2 separate regions of the Mus musculus genome follow, and region 1 is linked to region 2. A link is a loop called in an ENCODE intact Hi-C map of the cell type or tissue named here. Cell type or tissue: left cerebral cortex. All regions are shown on one strand. Each heading gives the region's core, and the rest is flanking DNA. Links, peaks and the distances in the headings are about the cores only.

Region 1 (7,471 bases), core at 3,029-5,528, 340 kb after region 2:
AATCTTGTTAATCTTTCTTCGATGGGATAGGAAAACCGTGTAGGAAATGAGATAAATATGCTAATTAGAGTGTCTAAGAGGGGAAATCACGGTTCTGGTAGACTTGAGCTTCCTGGCACTCATATCCCTCCTACCCACAGCACCTTGAAGATCTCAAATTAATCATTCCTGTGTTTTAACCCTTGGTGTGCATCTTCAAGAGTGCATTGTGTTTAGAGATAGATACACTAAACCAAGGTTACTATCCTTTATCCAAGTGGTACAGAGTAAGACTTAAAGAAAGATAAAATTGATAAGATTGTACCTGTATCACAGTGCTTATTAACTAGTTTGAATGATAAAATCTGTTATCTACTATTTTAAGAGAAATTGGCTTTCTGATACAGGGGAGAGAATTTAGAACTGGAAAAAAATTAAAGTGCTAAGAAATACTTATCGAACATAAACTAAGTAAGATGAAAATGGAAACCTAGAAAGAGGAAATCTAAATTGGAAGTAAATGATTAAATATGTGTGCACTTAAAAGGGCGCTGATCTATTCAACGCAGGAAGCAACAAGTAGCGCTTACTAGAAGGATCTGAGGAAGGCGCTGTCCAGTGTCCATACTCCCACTGACTTCAAGAGAGTTTTGACCTGGGTAATGGCGCTGTCCAGCTTCCGTACTCAGCTGACTTTACAGAATTCGCTCTCCTGCTGGGATCCCCCACCCCTTGTATTCCATCAGGGAGAAACCCAGACGTTTCAGTTACATTTTTGAGTGAAGGAATTTTTTTTCCCAGTTCAAGCTTTCCAGTTTGGTTACATAGATTTATTTTTTATATATATAGGACAAGAAACATACTGAAAGGAAAGATTAATGACTGGTAATTTCACTCTTGAGGAATTCTTGAAAGACAATAGCATTCAATTATAGATAGATAGATAGATAGATAGATAGATAGATAGATAGATAGATAGATAGATAGATAGATGGATGATAGGCAGATGATAGATAGATTATAGACAGAGAGGTGATAGATGGATGATAGATAGATAGGTGATATATGATAGATAGATGATAGACAGATGATAGATAAATAGATGATAGACAAATCATAGATACATAGATAGATGATAGGCAGATGATAGATAGATTATAGACAGAGAGGTGATGATATCTATGTGGATGATTGATAGATAGATGATAGACAGATGATAGATGATAGACAGATGATAGATAGATAGATAGATAGATAGATAGATAGATAGATAGATAGATAGATAGATAGGTGATAGAAGATAAACAGATGATAGGTAGATAAAAAGATAGATAGATAGATAGATAGATAGATAGATAGATAGATAGATAGATAGATAAATAGCTTAGAATAAATGAAAAGTTGAGTAAAAAACAGGACTTTAGTATTCTCCAAAAAATCCTACAGTTGGATTTGTAGTGTAGACAACTTGCAGTGTCATTGTCAGACTCTGGGCCAGTTTGTTTGTGGGAGCTGGCCAGGAGAGTCTTCTCTCATGCCAAGATTCTCTGGCCAAATGTCAGTGTGGGGACACTCTTATGAGTTAGGAATCTCTAGATAATTCACCAGCAGTCCAGAAGCCCCATGTTCAATCAGAATGTCTCATCTCTGTTCCATACCAACACAGAGCCTGGCTCACTTGTCTTCTGGCAGGTTCCCATCCTAAAAGTCTGAGTGACCATGACCTCCATCCTCAGTAGAGCCACAGGTCCCAAGACCAAGCTAAGGCTTGAGTTTATTCCACCGATGAGCGTATGTCTATCTGCACAGCAGCTCAGAAATCTGGCCAAATAAGCTGGCAGTCTGAACCCTGGCTTTCAGAAGATGAGAAAATCATAGAGTCAGTTTTAGCAGTCCGCCAAGACAAGTTGGTCTGTCTCCCAATTTTTAAACTCAGATTGAAAACAGACTTGGCTCACTTCCCAGCCTTTGATAATTCAACACTGCACGTTGATGAGTACTTAACAAATGAACAGAAGGAAGCAAAAGGCTATCATCTTCCAGGTAGACTCTCAGAAACTGCCCATCCACATGCCGTGGAACAGGTCTTCCTCAGGCAGATTAAATGCGTCCGAGCAGTTCAGGATGCAGTTTTGCTTTGTTTAACTCAAGAATCTAAATGAATCCCCTCCCTCCAGAGATTTCCTCGTCGTATTTGGAACAACATTTTCATAGATGAGTAGTCAAAAAAAAATCTTAATGTGTTGATTGACAAGTAAACAAATGTTAGCTTCTAGAAAGAACCCAGTGCTCCCTCCTGTCCTCCCCCCCCCCCACACACACACACCTTTGAAAGGAACATGCCACGGGGACAACAGTCCTCGAGGAAAAAGAGCCATGAAGCTTAGGGTGTGTCTTCAGTCTGTGACTTGGACCTACTTTGTACACGATCTCTCTTCGGTTCTTATCCAGAAGACCTTCGCCAAAAACCCAAAACAAAAGCAAAGAGGACATGCTTTTTGCCATGCTATCTACGTGTGAATCTCTTTATAGCCCCTCGGTCTGAGGGAGATAGCTCATAGGAGGCTGACAGAGCTCAGAGCTGGAGAGGTGGCTCAGTTGGTGAAAAGCTTGATCCCCAGCATCCATGTAAAAGCTGAGTGTGGCGATGCATATCGGTCACCCCAGAGCTGGAGAGAAGCCAAGTGGAGCCTGGGGCTTCACTGGCCAGCCAGGCTTGCTGAGATGATGAATGCCAGGTTCAACGGGAGATCCTATCTCAAAACCCAAGGTAAAGAACAACAGCGAAAATACCTGATATTAACCTCTGGCTTCCAGAGACACACTAATGAACTAGTATGCCCATATTCATCCACACACACACACACACACACAGAGAGAGAGAGAGAGAGATTGAGAGAGAGAGACACGGACACGGACACGGACACAGACACAGACAGACAGAGAGACAGAGACAGACAGACAGAGAACTTAGATGCTTGACCTGACTAACACATAAACATATACATTATAATAAGAACTGCTTTCACTAAATGAGACTATCCCATACATCTAAAGGCTTCAGAATAGAAAAGAAAGATGAGAGAAGGCCAACCACTTCTTCTCGGAGACATCACTCAGTCTCTGAACGAGCAGCAGTTGAAGCTCATCCACATGCTCAGGTGGATGTGGGTACCCATGGTTACCATCTGATAGTCAAGCACTCACATCACCTACATCCCAACTGACCTTACCATAAGCAGGAACAGAACTGATGATATTCACCATCCTAAGAAACCCCCAACCTCACCTATGGTTAGAACCTTGCTACATACTACTACTGTTCTCGCTGTATTAGTCAGTTGCCAGTTGCTATAACGAAGTAACTGATACAGTGAAGTTATAAAGAAAAGGGTTAATTTTGGAGCTCATAGTCTTAGAAGTTCAAGCTTCAGATCAGACAAACCTACTGCTCTGGACTCTGATAGGTTCCCAGGATGACAACAGGAAGCGAGTAGGAGATAAACTGCTCATCTCATAGCCAAGGAGCCAATGGGAGTGTGGAAAAGCTAAGGTCCCTCCCACACTACCTCCAAGAATATAACCCCAACATGGCAAATGTCTTACCAATAAGACATCTCCTCCACCCTAGAACCACCCTTAACATCTAAAGTATAGATTGTCTCAGATTATTTCTTCTATTTCCATACCAAGTTAAAAAAAGAAGAAGTGAGGGCCTCAAGTAGCAGCAACCCCTGATTTTCTTTACCTCTGACAGTGGTTTTAACTGACCAGTGCAGATGCAGATGCTTGGAGCCAACCAATCAGACTGAGCTCAGGGAACCTGGTGAGGGAGCTGGCAGAAGTACTGGAGGAGCAAAGGGGGAATGCAACCCCAATAGAAGAACAACACAGACTGACCTGACCAGGTCTCCCAGAGTCTCGACCACCAACCAAGGAGTGTACCTGGAGGGATCCATGGCTTCAGATACATTTGTAGCAGAGAATGGCCTTGCCTGACAGCAATGGGAGGGGAGTCCCTTGGTCCTGGGGACGTTTGATTCCCGAGCATAGGGGGATGTTGGAGTGGTAGGGCAGGAAAGTGTGGGTGGGTGGGAGAGCGCCCTCACACAGGCAAAAGGAAGGGGGGAGGACAGATGTTGGATGGGAGGTTGGTGGAGGGGTAACTGGGAAGTGGGATATCATTTAAGATGTAAACAAATGGAATGATTAATAAATGAATGAATGAATGAATTCATTTAGTTTGCCTCAGTTTCAACAACAAGCTGTCTAAAGTAGATACATTTTACTATCTGCTAAGGTGGAAAACTTATATAATAACCCAAGCTTACATAACCAGCAATCCTAGAACTGCGGTTCAAGCCAGGCAGTGTGTATGGGGTGTCCATGTTCTGCTGAGTCAGGCTTTACCTTCATGCAACAACTTCACACAGCTCATGTACACACAGAAACCTGGAATAACAACACGCAAAGGCTTGCTTGAGCCATTGTCATCAATACATGCGTGCATGGATAAAAAGAAATCTCTCGTCCGTATTCTGCAAACTGAAGGTTGATTTCACACAGCCAGAGGAGTTTTATTCTGGAAACTATGGAGAAGGAAAGAAAACCGGGAGACCCAGCTTAGCTTTCAGAAGGAGAAAAGAAAGCCTCAAATGCTGGTGAGAAAAATGCAAAGATTAAAGAAAATTTTGTTCATTTTGACACCAAATTATGCAAATCATATGCAAACTATGCAAATCTGCATGAAGATAGGGAGAAAAACCCTGTTTATTTCTTTCGTTAAGCCTTTCTATAAACCCTTTCTGAAGTGAACAGTGAGGGTGCTGTCTATGAATTTCAGAGAGAATCATTTTCTAGGTGCAGTGAAATCTCATCCATAGAAAACTGAATTAACCATGTATTTTTTTTAAATGTAGGTAGTGTAGGAAATTCTATAATCTTTTTATCATTGTGGTTGATCAAAATTGGTTTTCAAGTATCTTCAGGGTCTCTCTTGACTCCTGGGTCTCCAACCTTCACACAGTACAGCATCTGCCTTTTGTATCAGTACCAAAAGGTATGCTAGCATTGACATCAAAAGCCAACTGTTTTACATCAGGTTTGGCATCAGAAAAGTAAAAAAATACAGTCTGACCATGAGAATATCTATTATATTTGTTACCCATAATTTATTTTTATTAGTTTGCTACTAATTAATATTAAGTATCTGTAATATATGTTAATAAACTGGATTATAGCAGACCATATTAAGAACGGGATAAAAATTTCCATGTGTTTGATACTCTGAGCTCATCTGTTCTGGCTTCTTAACAGGTAACAGTCTTTTGAAATGGTATTATTCATTCTGACATTAGATGAAAAGATCCACCCTTCAGACAACCCCAGGACTTAACCACATATCTTATTACTTCTTCTGCAGCATCGATAAATCTCAAGATAAATGGAAAATAATTTCTAAAGTTTGGAATAAATAGAAACATGGATGCCTAGAAAACGTGAAGTACATGAAGAGAGCCAATTAAAACAGCCTAGAAATATGTCCTCCATCCATAAAGGGCAGCAGAGACACCAGATACATGCTGTCTGTCTTTAAGCTTCTCAAGTTTTAAACTCAAAAGTTAAAGGTAATTAAGTTAAATTTAAGCTAATGAAAGCTCAAACCCAGGATACAAAATTTCAGATCTGTCATAGCACAGAGTGTCAGAGGGTCCCTCAAGAGACCAAGCAATTCAAACTATGAACCTGTGAACCCATCTCATTCCTAGGGAATATAATATGCCCTGTCCTATCTGGGAGTAGAAGGCAAGAAAATAACATCCTGTTTGCCAAGACCACAAAATATCATAGCTATCAGGGACCGCAGTTGGCTTCCTGGTCTCCAAAACAGCAGAAAACAACAGGCAGAGAATTCAAAAGGCTGTCAGTCATCCACTTACTTATTGGCAGCAGAGTGGATCTCAGCCTGATGCCCTATCTTCTACCTAAGGATTTCAGTTAACTCTACTTTCTTCCACCAAAGTTATAAAGACCTGGCTGCCAACCATGTATTCCCTTACAATCAAGAAGTGATATCTGCTTGTGAGTTGCTTTCAGAGCAATCTTTCTAAATCTAATGTTATTCATGTCACCTGAAAATACCTCTTCCTCCTACACAGGTAAAATGCAAAGTTCTTTGACAACTACATTTTCAAGATGAGCTCCACAGCCTCCTGTAACAGAAACACCCAAGGATCAATTGAGCCTTAGAGTGCCGGCCATGCACACGTGAGGAACTGAGTTCTAATCTCTAGCATATGGGTAAAAATCTAGGGCACTGTCCTGGAAATAGAGAGAGGATTCCTGGGGCTTTCGATAACCAGTCCATGTAATCAGTGGGCCCAAGGTTCAGTGAGAGCCCTTCTCAAAACCTGATGTGAGGTTGGTTGAGAAACGCACCTGGCACCAACATCTGGCCTCTGTATACACACAACATATACACACACAAATATAAATCCTTCTAAAGACATCCAAACTTTCCACATGGAATTAAGCATGATCTTTCCTTTGCCTCCAGCATCCCTGTTGTTGGACTAATCCCATGCTTAGCTATGGTCTGTTTCTCTCCCTTAGAGTACGATGCCTCACAGGGATTGTGCATACCCCTTACACTGTATGAGTGTGTGTATATCTGTGTGTGCATTTGTGTGTCTTCACATGTGCCTATGTGCATGTGTGCATCTGTGTGTATATTCATGTGCATTCCTGTGAATGCACAAGTGCATATGTGTGTGCATGTGCATATGTGCCTGTGTGTGCAAATGGGCATGCATGAGTATGGCCTCAGAGTAGATCATGCTATTCTGGGCGGACAGAGTCCTAGTAATTCACTGGCCTCCACCTCCCCAACCCTGGAATCACAAGTGCGTGCCACTGTACCCAACTTTTTGCCCTGCATTCTGGAGATGGAGCTTGGGTCCTCAGGCTTGCACATCAAGCACTGTACCAACAGAGCCACCTCTCCATCCCGCTACCCTTTCATCTTCACGTCCCAACTTTGAGAAATACTTAATAAATATTTATTGGGTTAAATGAATGGGATGGAATCTTACATAGGTGGAATTACTTCTGACTGTTTTGTGTCAGGGAGCTCTAGTTCAAAATATGGTTGACAGCTACCAAGGGAAATGTGGACACTGAAGATTAATGCAATTATTATTGCTACAAATTTGCAAGAAAAAAAAGGACTTAAAGTCAGATTTGGGGGAGAGGAGGGAATTGCAACCCAGAGAATAGGCCACACACAATGCGCATTGATCTAAGCAGGGTTTTCAAAGAAAAGCTCTGTTGAAACAGGTGACCTTTATTACCACTTCGCTTTAATTGCAAATACTTTTAGTACCTGATGCCTATTAATTTGTCAGCCATGCCCGGAGCCAGAGCCAAGAAACCACAACAAAAGAAAAATAAACCTTTTAATGCAGGCCATAAAAGACCTGACTCTGGGTAACAA
Region 2 (7,471 bases), core at 2,165-4,664:
GATAACTTTTATTCAAATATTTTATTTCTCTGTGTCTAATTCACTTCAATAGGGAAATGGGTCAATACTCAGCAGAGATATCTGTAAAAAGGCAAGATTATTTTTCTTTGCATTTTATTATGTAACACGGCGAATAGGACAATTTAATTGGGGGGGGGGTGAAAACCTATGTTTTTCTCTGTTCAATTTTTGTCTTTTAGAGAAGTTGAAAGAGGCCCAAAGTGGTTCCAAAGTGTTTTCCTTTTTACATGACTAGATCTTTTTGTGCCCAAATTTCACACCAGGGTTCTCTAACATAATTTCAATCAACTGGATCATTTCTAGATATATATTCACCTTAAGAGGAAATAATAAATATATAAGTCTATGAAAACAGATTGGTGAAAGGGAAGTTGGCACCTGGTTGAAAAGAACAGTGAGTTCATCAGCTGAAATGTTTTTTTTCTGACCCCGCCTTATTGATAATTATTCAATTTTTTAAAAAATATTCTCACAACAAAGAAAAGGAAAAGACAACTCAAGAAACTACTAAATCCCTATCTAAGTTCACCAAAGGAAGAATGCTGGCCACCCTTTTCATCCTCATGTGCTCAGAAGACACCTGCCCATGTGACAGGCTGCCTCCATCCTGGCTTGGCCCACTTTAACATCGACGGAGGTAGGAGGTTGCAACAAAATAAAACAGCTGCGACAGGCATACAAAGGCCCCCTAAGTCATCTCCTTTAACTTCCTGTGTCCACGTCACAGATATCACAACTACAGAAAGAGGGCAGGGGTCTCCTTAGGGCTCCCCATCTGCCCAGACTCATTCCCAGGGCGGGTCTGCTAAGCCAAAGCAGTCAATGCCCATACATATCTAATTTTTGTAGGTTTAACTGATGAGCCAATAAAAGCATGGACAACCGTATATAGTTATACAGTTCTCGAAAAATGACAGGAGTGGAGTCAGATAATACTTAAATTCAATTACTTACCCTCTCCCCCCACCCCCACCCCCACCCCAGCCACCACCCCCACCACCAAATCCTCTCCAGGACAATCAGCCAATGTGAAAGACTTCACAGATCTCTTTAAAGCTGTTTCATTTGTTTTCTAGGTTTCTGTGCCATTAGTATTAACCGTCTCTCCAACCCTTGCTTGGCATTCCCGATTCTCCTTCCAGGCAAAGCTGAGAACTTCCTTTCCCTGTCTCCTTCCTAAGTATTCCCCCTCGGAATGTTCAGGTTCATTTCTTCTAGGTAACTTCTGTAGAGTGAACAGGGTGGTCCCATGGTTTTCTATACGATACTAGGATCCCTACTTGGCCTACACAGGTCCATGTGCCCACATCACTCTCTGTTCTCTTACCCACCTTCTTCCCTCCAGAGGAATAATTTTTACCTGGTTCATTTGGCCTATGGTGCTCTAATAAACAGTGAAGTTAATGTTACAAGAATGAGATATTAATGACATTACAGGAGTATTATGCTGAGCAATGACCACAGCGATATTCAGCTATCTATACTTCAGGGTACACTAGATTAGATGCTGACGCTAGAGAATGGCAATGCAGATGCATCCCGCTGAGGACCTTCCCACAAGGCCAGGTCCAAAGTGTGGTAGCACAGACACCTCGGGCAGCATGACAGGAAAGCTGAAAAGCTGAAATAAGGAAGTCCTAGGCCAGGATCCTTAGTAGCCAGAAGGGCTGGCACCTCCAGGAAAACAAAGGCTTGCCTGACACAGGAGAGCGACTTGCTCACCAGAGGCTGATGTTATCTCACGTGCCAGCAAATCTGCCTGAAAGGGAAAAGCAGCCAGGGCTGTTGCTGAGCCCTGACTTCTGTCAAAAAATGCCCTGGGTCCTCAGTAACTCAAACATTGCTCCCTGCCCCAAACAAAACTGTCCTTAGTGCATAACACTGTTTAACTGGCTGTCATTTATTTTCTCTGCATCCTCAACAGCCAAACATTTTTTACTATTATTATTCCCTTTAAGAAATCAATTCTTCGTGCACTTTGAACCTCACATGACCGGTTCTCTCCTCCTAAATCTTCAAATCAGCTACACACTATCTTCTCTTTTTAAATCTCCTTGTTTAATCCTCTTCGCATTGGCTGACCACCCTGGTCACAACTATGTCCAATTAAAGCAGTCATCACATGCCACGCTCCAGCTACTGCACTCATGAGGAGTCATTATTCACCATCTGAGTCTGACTGCGCCAGACATCAGTCAAGAGCTCGATAACCTTATTCCTGGATTCTTCCCCGCTTTATCCTCCCAGCTCAAGACCCGTCCTCCCAGTGAGACACTGTCAGGGCTAAATATAGCTCTACGCACACCAGCAGTTCCAGGCCATTGTCACATGGCGCTGCTGACGAAGGACTCCTTGGAGACGCGTTCACCCAAACATACATACACAAGTATGCGTGCATATTTATCCATATACACCATACGCCCCGAATCCATCTGCAAACGGGCACATTTACATTCACAAGAGAAAACTGCAGCCCAGATGCTCTCCTAGCGCCCTTTACCACGCTGTGCGAGAGAACACCTCGCCGCACTGTCAGTGCCTTAGCCACAGTGCTTCGCCTGAACTGAACCAATTTGGATGGGGTAAGGTGGCAAGGAATAGTCAAATCACACGCACACTCAGAGAGAGAGACAGAGAGACAGAGACAGAGCGATAGAGCGAGAGAGCGAGAGAGAACACCTCCGTTTCCGCGTTTGCCCTTTTCTCTAGTACAGTGCTGCTGAAGTTATTCCCGGGGCTCTCCAATAAAGAGGAGCCTCCCTCACGCACTCAGCCCACGAGGCTACCAGGTACCCCGGGCCACGTTATTATCACCCAGGCTAGTGTCCGAAGGCAACTCACCTGGGTCACAAAGCAAAACAAAAAACAGGCTACTTGTTCAAGTTTGCATACGAGCCTGGGGAACACACAAGTCCTGTTTCCCTGACTGTTCCTGGGAGTCAGACCTTAAATTATAAGGAAACTGCAGCAAAAAATAAACAACAGCCTGAACACTCTCAAGCACCCTAGGAAACTAGCCAAAAAGTACATGGAAACAACCCTAGGTATGCACAAGAAGCTGAGAGGGAAAGCAAAAAGGATGAACGAGACTCCAACTCAGACAAACCCTCAATATCTAAGATCTCCAAACAGAAGGCCTGGCCGGGGCGAGGCGCAGCACAGCGTCCCCAGATCCCCGGGTCCCCGGGTCGTCAGTGCTCAGCCCCGCACCTGTTGGGAGCGCGGCAGCCCGGGGCACGGAAGCAGCAGGCGCGAGAACTCCTAGTTCTGTGGCTCTGCCAATGCTCGCCAGCCGAGGATCTCCCGCCACGCCGGGGCGCACTGGACAGCCGGCGCCGTTCCGGAGCAGCGCCGGCGCAGCCCGCTCCCGCCATCCCGCCGCGGGGTCCCCTGGAGCACCTACCCGCACACAGCTCGGAGCCTCTGCCTCCTGGCTGCCGTACCGAGGCGCCCCAAAAGGCGAGCTCAGGACCGGGAAGGGTCGAACGCCAGAAGAAAGGGAAAACCCGCCGATCCAGTCGGGGTCCTTGTTTATACTGAAACTCCAGCCCGAGCCGCGCACACCCCCTTGCTGGGGAAATGCCCGCCTCCTGCCGCAGGCCACGCCCCCGCCCGCCGCAGGCCACGCCCATCCTGCGCTGGCCAATCGTGGCGCAGCTCTCCGCCCACGCCGCCCTGCAGCGGGCGCTCGGGGACTTGCCAGGGTTCCGCGGGTAGGGACTCCCGTGACGCTGCGGCCGTACCCACCCACGCTGCAGAGGCTGGCTTGCTGGCGCAGCGGGTCTCCGCAGCCTGGGCAGGGCCCACTCCGGCGCGCGTTTCCTCCTTCGTGTCGCTGCCCGCGGCTGTTTGTGCACTCATGTGTCGCCGAGTGTGTATTCATTTGCCTTGTGTGCTCTACCTGTAAATACCGGCTCGACTCGTTGTACAGTATCTATTATCATAATTATGAGCTGAAGGTTACTGTCCGTGTAACTTTCGGAGGAGATCTGAGAGGAACCACGAAGCACTTGCTGAGTGTTGGGTATTGTAATAAACGCTGGGGGCACACTGGTGGCCGCAACCGGCTGGTCCCAGAAGCTTACTGGCTCCTGGAGGGCAAACGCTAAATAAACTGCTATTCAATCCACATGTAAAATTACAGGTGTTAGAACTTTCGCAAAGGAAAGGAAGATACTCTAGTGTGTAAGGCTGGTCCTCGGTGAAGGTTGTTTTTATCATTGTAGACAGCTACTTAATTGAATCAGCCATTGAATACCTGATAACTATTTTAGAAAAGAAAAAAATAAATATAGAGGTAAGAACTCAATACTCTCCTACGCGTGATAGAAAGGTAAGGGAAGAAGTTGAAATAAAGATACCTTACCCATGGGGGGAAATGCACAAGATTTGGAGACTTTGCAGCTGTGACCCTGAGTATGAAAAGCAGGCTTTGTAAGCTTCCGTTCATACATAAACACTGTAGGACCATCCCATAGACTGTAATTGGCCTTATTAACATGGAGCAACACGGTTCCTCCTCTAAGGTCCCTGCATCTTCTCTCTGGGATGGAAAGAGCCTCTTTTAACCTAACGTTCATGTTCCTTGGCTGGTCTTGGCTGGTCCCTGTCTCTCTCATACTTCCTGCTTCACTATCCTACGCATATTCTACAGATGCTTCTCCTTAAGCCCCGCAGTTTATTCTAAAAACCCTGAGCCTTTTGTTTATCTCTGGTGTCTGTTCTGTGAAGGAGAATGGGTCCACACAAGGAGCCGACTTCCATCCTGAGTCAATTAACAAGTAGACCATATGACACTGGGCAAAGCACACTCTTCCTGCTCACATAGCAAGAAACTAAAAGGGCTGAACTAAACCAGTATTTCTTAGTAGTGCCACCAGAAAAGCCCTTTGTAACATCTGTGAGCTCTCAAGACTGCTGAGAAGGCAACCCAGACAGCTGCCTTTTTACTTCCTGAAGTCTTTGCTGCTAAGCAAAAGATGAAATGTTCACTTTAGAATCTAAAAATGTAAAGCAGATACCACTATGATATTGACACTGTTTTACCTTATTCTGGTTGGCCTTTCAGGGTCCTTCTAGCTCCAATGTGAAAACTATTAGTTGTGGATACACCTTAGGAGCCAGCATTCCTAACCATAGCCCTGTGTCTATCACACAGACACCTGTGAAACCCTCCTCAAGGCACTGTAGGCCTCTGAACCCCTGTATACTCACACGGTGAATGGAAAGAACTGAATTCGTCAACTTCTCACACACACACACACACACACACACACACACACACACACACACACACACACACACATGTGTTTAACATAAAAATGCAAATATTAGTAAACTCAACAGTCATGTTGAGGCAAATCAAGTCTTCAGAGTAGAATCCCATTCCAGCACTGAATGATAGTGACCTGTGTTGCACTTCCACCACACAGGGACTGTATAGCTATGTAAGGAAGGGTTGTTTGTCCTATGCCTCTTCTAATACTCAGGCGTGCAAAAGTGCAAATATCATCATGAATGGTACAAGTCCAACTTCCTTTCTTTTTTGGCACTTTCATTTCCAAAGAAAAATCCCAGCTTACATCATGCTATAGTCAGAGTATTTTTCAACCCACCTTTTCAGAACAATGATGCTATTGATTGACGGGTCCCATGAGTTATTTACGTAGATGTCAATGTGCAATCTCTACTGATATGTTTTCTTCAGCTTGTGATGTTATAAATAGTTCACTTTGTTTTATTTATTATTGTTGTGTGTGTGCATAATGTGTGTGTGAGAGCCATTGTCTGTGCACGTACACACATACACGCACACGCACACGTGCACACGCACACTTACGCATGCACACACTACAGCATGGGTGTGGAAGCCTGAAGACAACTTTTGGAAGTTCCGCTCTGAGTTCCAGGAATGGAACACAAGGGTCAGGTTTCCATAGCAAGTGCTTTTAACTGCTGAGTCATCATGGTGACCCAACATACATGTTTTTAGCTTTCTTTCTTCTCTCTTTTAGATTTATTTACGTGTGTGTGTGTGTGTGTGTGTGTGTGTGTGTGTACATGAGTATGGGTCCCTGCAAAGACCAAAAAGACTCCATGCCCTGGAGCTAGTATTACAGGGCTGTGAGCAGTAAGCGGCCTGATGTGGCTGATGGAATTTAAACTCCTGTCCTTTGCAAAATCAACAATCTCTCTTAAACACGGAGCCATCTCTCCAGCCTTCTGTTTTTTGATAATCTATCCATGTTAGCATATATCGCTGTCATCAACACATTCTTACCCACTGTTGAATGGTTTACCATATCTGTGCTACATCTGATTGTGTTATGTTTAATCAATAACAAAGCCACAAGAGGCAGGTACCATTACTTACACTGTGACAAGAAGGAATGAGGCTCAGGACAATAAAGAAGCCACATATCCCGAATCCAGGGCTCTCATTCTTCCAGTTCCAGTAAGGCACTAATCACTCATGCGAGTTTGCGAAGGATGTTTAAAAGTCTAAGATGTGCATTTAAGTTAGAAACAAGCTGTTTTCTCACAATGCAATTATTATTATTAGCCTAAAATAGATGCAAGTTTAATTCCATTAGTTACAACTTGCTATCTCATTTAGGCCTCTGAACCTTAAGTGAAAATGAAAACAGAACCATGTTCAAATATCAAACCTCCTGAGGTAAAAGAAAATGAGGTGCCAGAAACACCACTCAAGATCAAAGAAGAAAAGGAGTAAGGGCGCGTATCATAAAGTCGGTACAGTGGAAATGCTGCAGGTATCTGAATCAGACGAGCAGCTCTTGCTTGGAATTCTCTTTTTTTGTTTATTTTTGAGAATTTCATAAGTTAGTATACTGCATTTATATTATTTCCACTTATCCTGCTTCCTTTTCCAACTCCTCCTGACCCCCCAGCCTGTGTTCGTGACCTTGTCTATTATTATTGAAGCATTATTATATTATACACAGAGAGGGAGAGAGCAACAATCTGTAGAGTCCAATTAGTGTCCACATGCGAGTGTTCACAGCTAACCCCTCAGGACTGAGAAACCTAAGCCTAACCTCCTTCCCTAGCCACTCATAGACTGCCTGTAGCTTTTCTTCTAGACTGAGACCTTGTGACATTTTTCTCATCCATGTTAACACATTCATTTGTATGGTCTCGTGTGGGTCGCCATAGTGTTGAGAGTGCATGAGTGCAGGCTTCCTGTTGTGTAGAAGGCAGTGTTTCACAGCAGTCACCCGGGTCCTCTGGCTTTTACAAGCTTTCTGTTTCCTCTTCCGCTATGGTCCCCTTAGGTGCGAGGTGTCCCAGGTGAGCTGGGGACCTCGTCATTTGTTCCTACATTTTGGTTGTTTGAGGATCTCTGCCATATTATTCATCTACTGCAAACAATGAAGTCTATCTGATGAGGGTGAGGACTGGTAATTATCTATGGGAGTAAGGATAGATA

The links. A loop is a pair of places that touch in the nucleus more often than their neighbours do. Peaks named below come from ENCODE experiments on the same cell type or tissue, not always from the same donor. Only the 100,000 strongest peaks of a DNase experiment are listed, where the experiment ranks them.
Region 1: a loop joins it to region 2, with 2.4 times the contacts of the local background. A loop is called at or near these places in 34 of 42 quality-filtered maps.

Annotation. Positions count from the first base shown.
Region 1 is chr5:99,583,839-99,591,309 of GRCm38, forward strand. All of the region lies in intron 1 of A930011G23Rik (RIKEN cDNA A930011G23 gene), which reads right to left. Among named protein-coding and RNA genes, the nearest start is that of 4930405H06Rik, 27 kb to the right of the region's middle. In left cerebral cortex, for the core only: no CTCF peak of the experiment used is centred there; a DNase peak (open chromatin) is centred at 4,376; H3K27ac peaks cover 1,502 bases.
Region 2 is chr5:99,249,290-99,256,760 of GRCm38, forward strand. It overlaps Rasgef1b (RasGEF domain family, member 1B), which reads right to left and starts at 3,638. Exons shown (of 14, transcript NM_181318.4): 1 at 3,425-3,638. In left cerebral cortex, for the core only: CTCF peaks have their summits at 3,412 and 3,623; DNase peaks (open chromatin) are centred at 2,348 and 3,692; H3K4me3 peaks cover 2,198 bases; H3K27ac peaks cover 2,001 bases.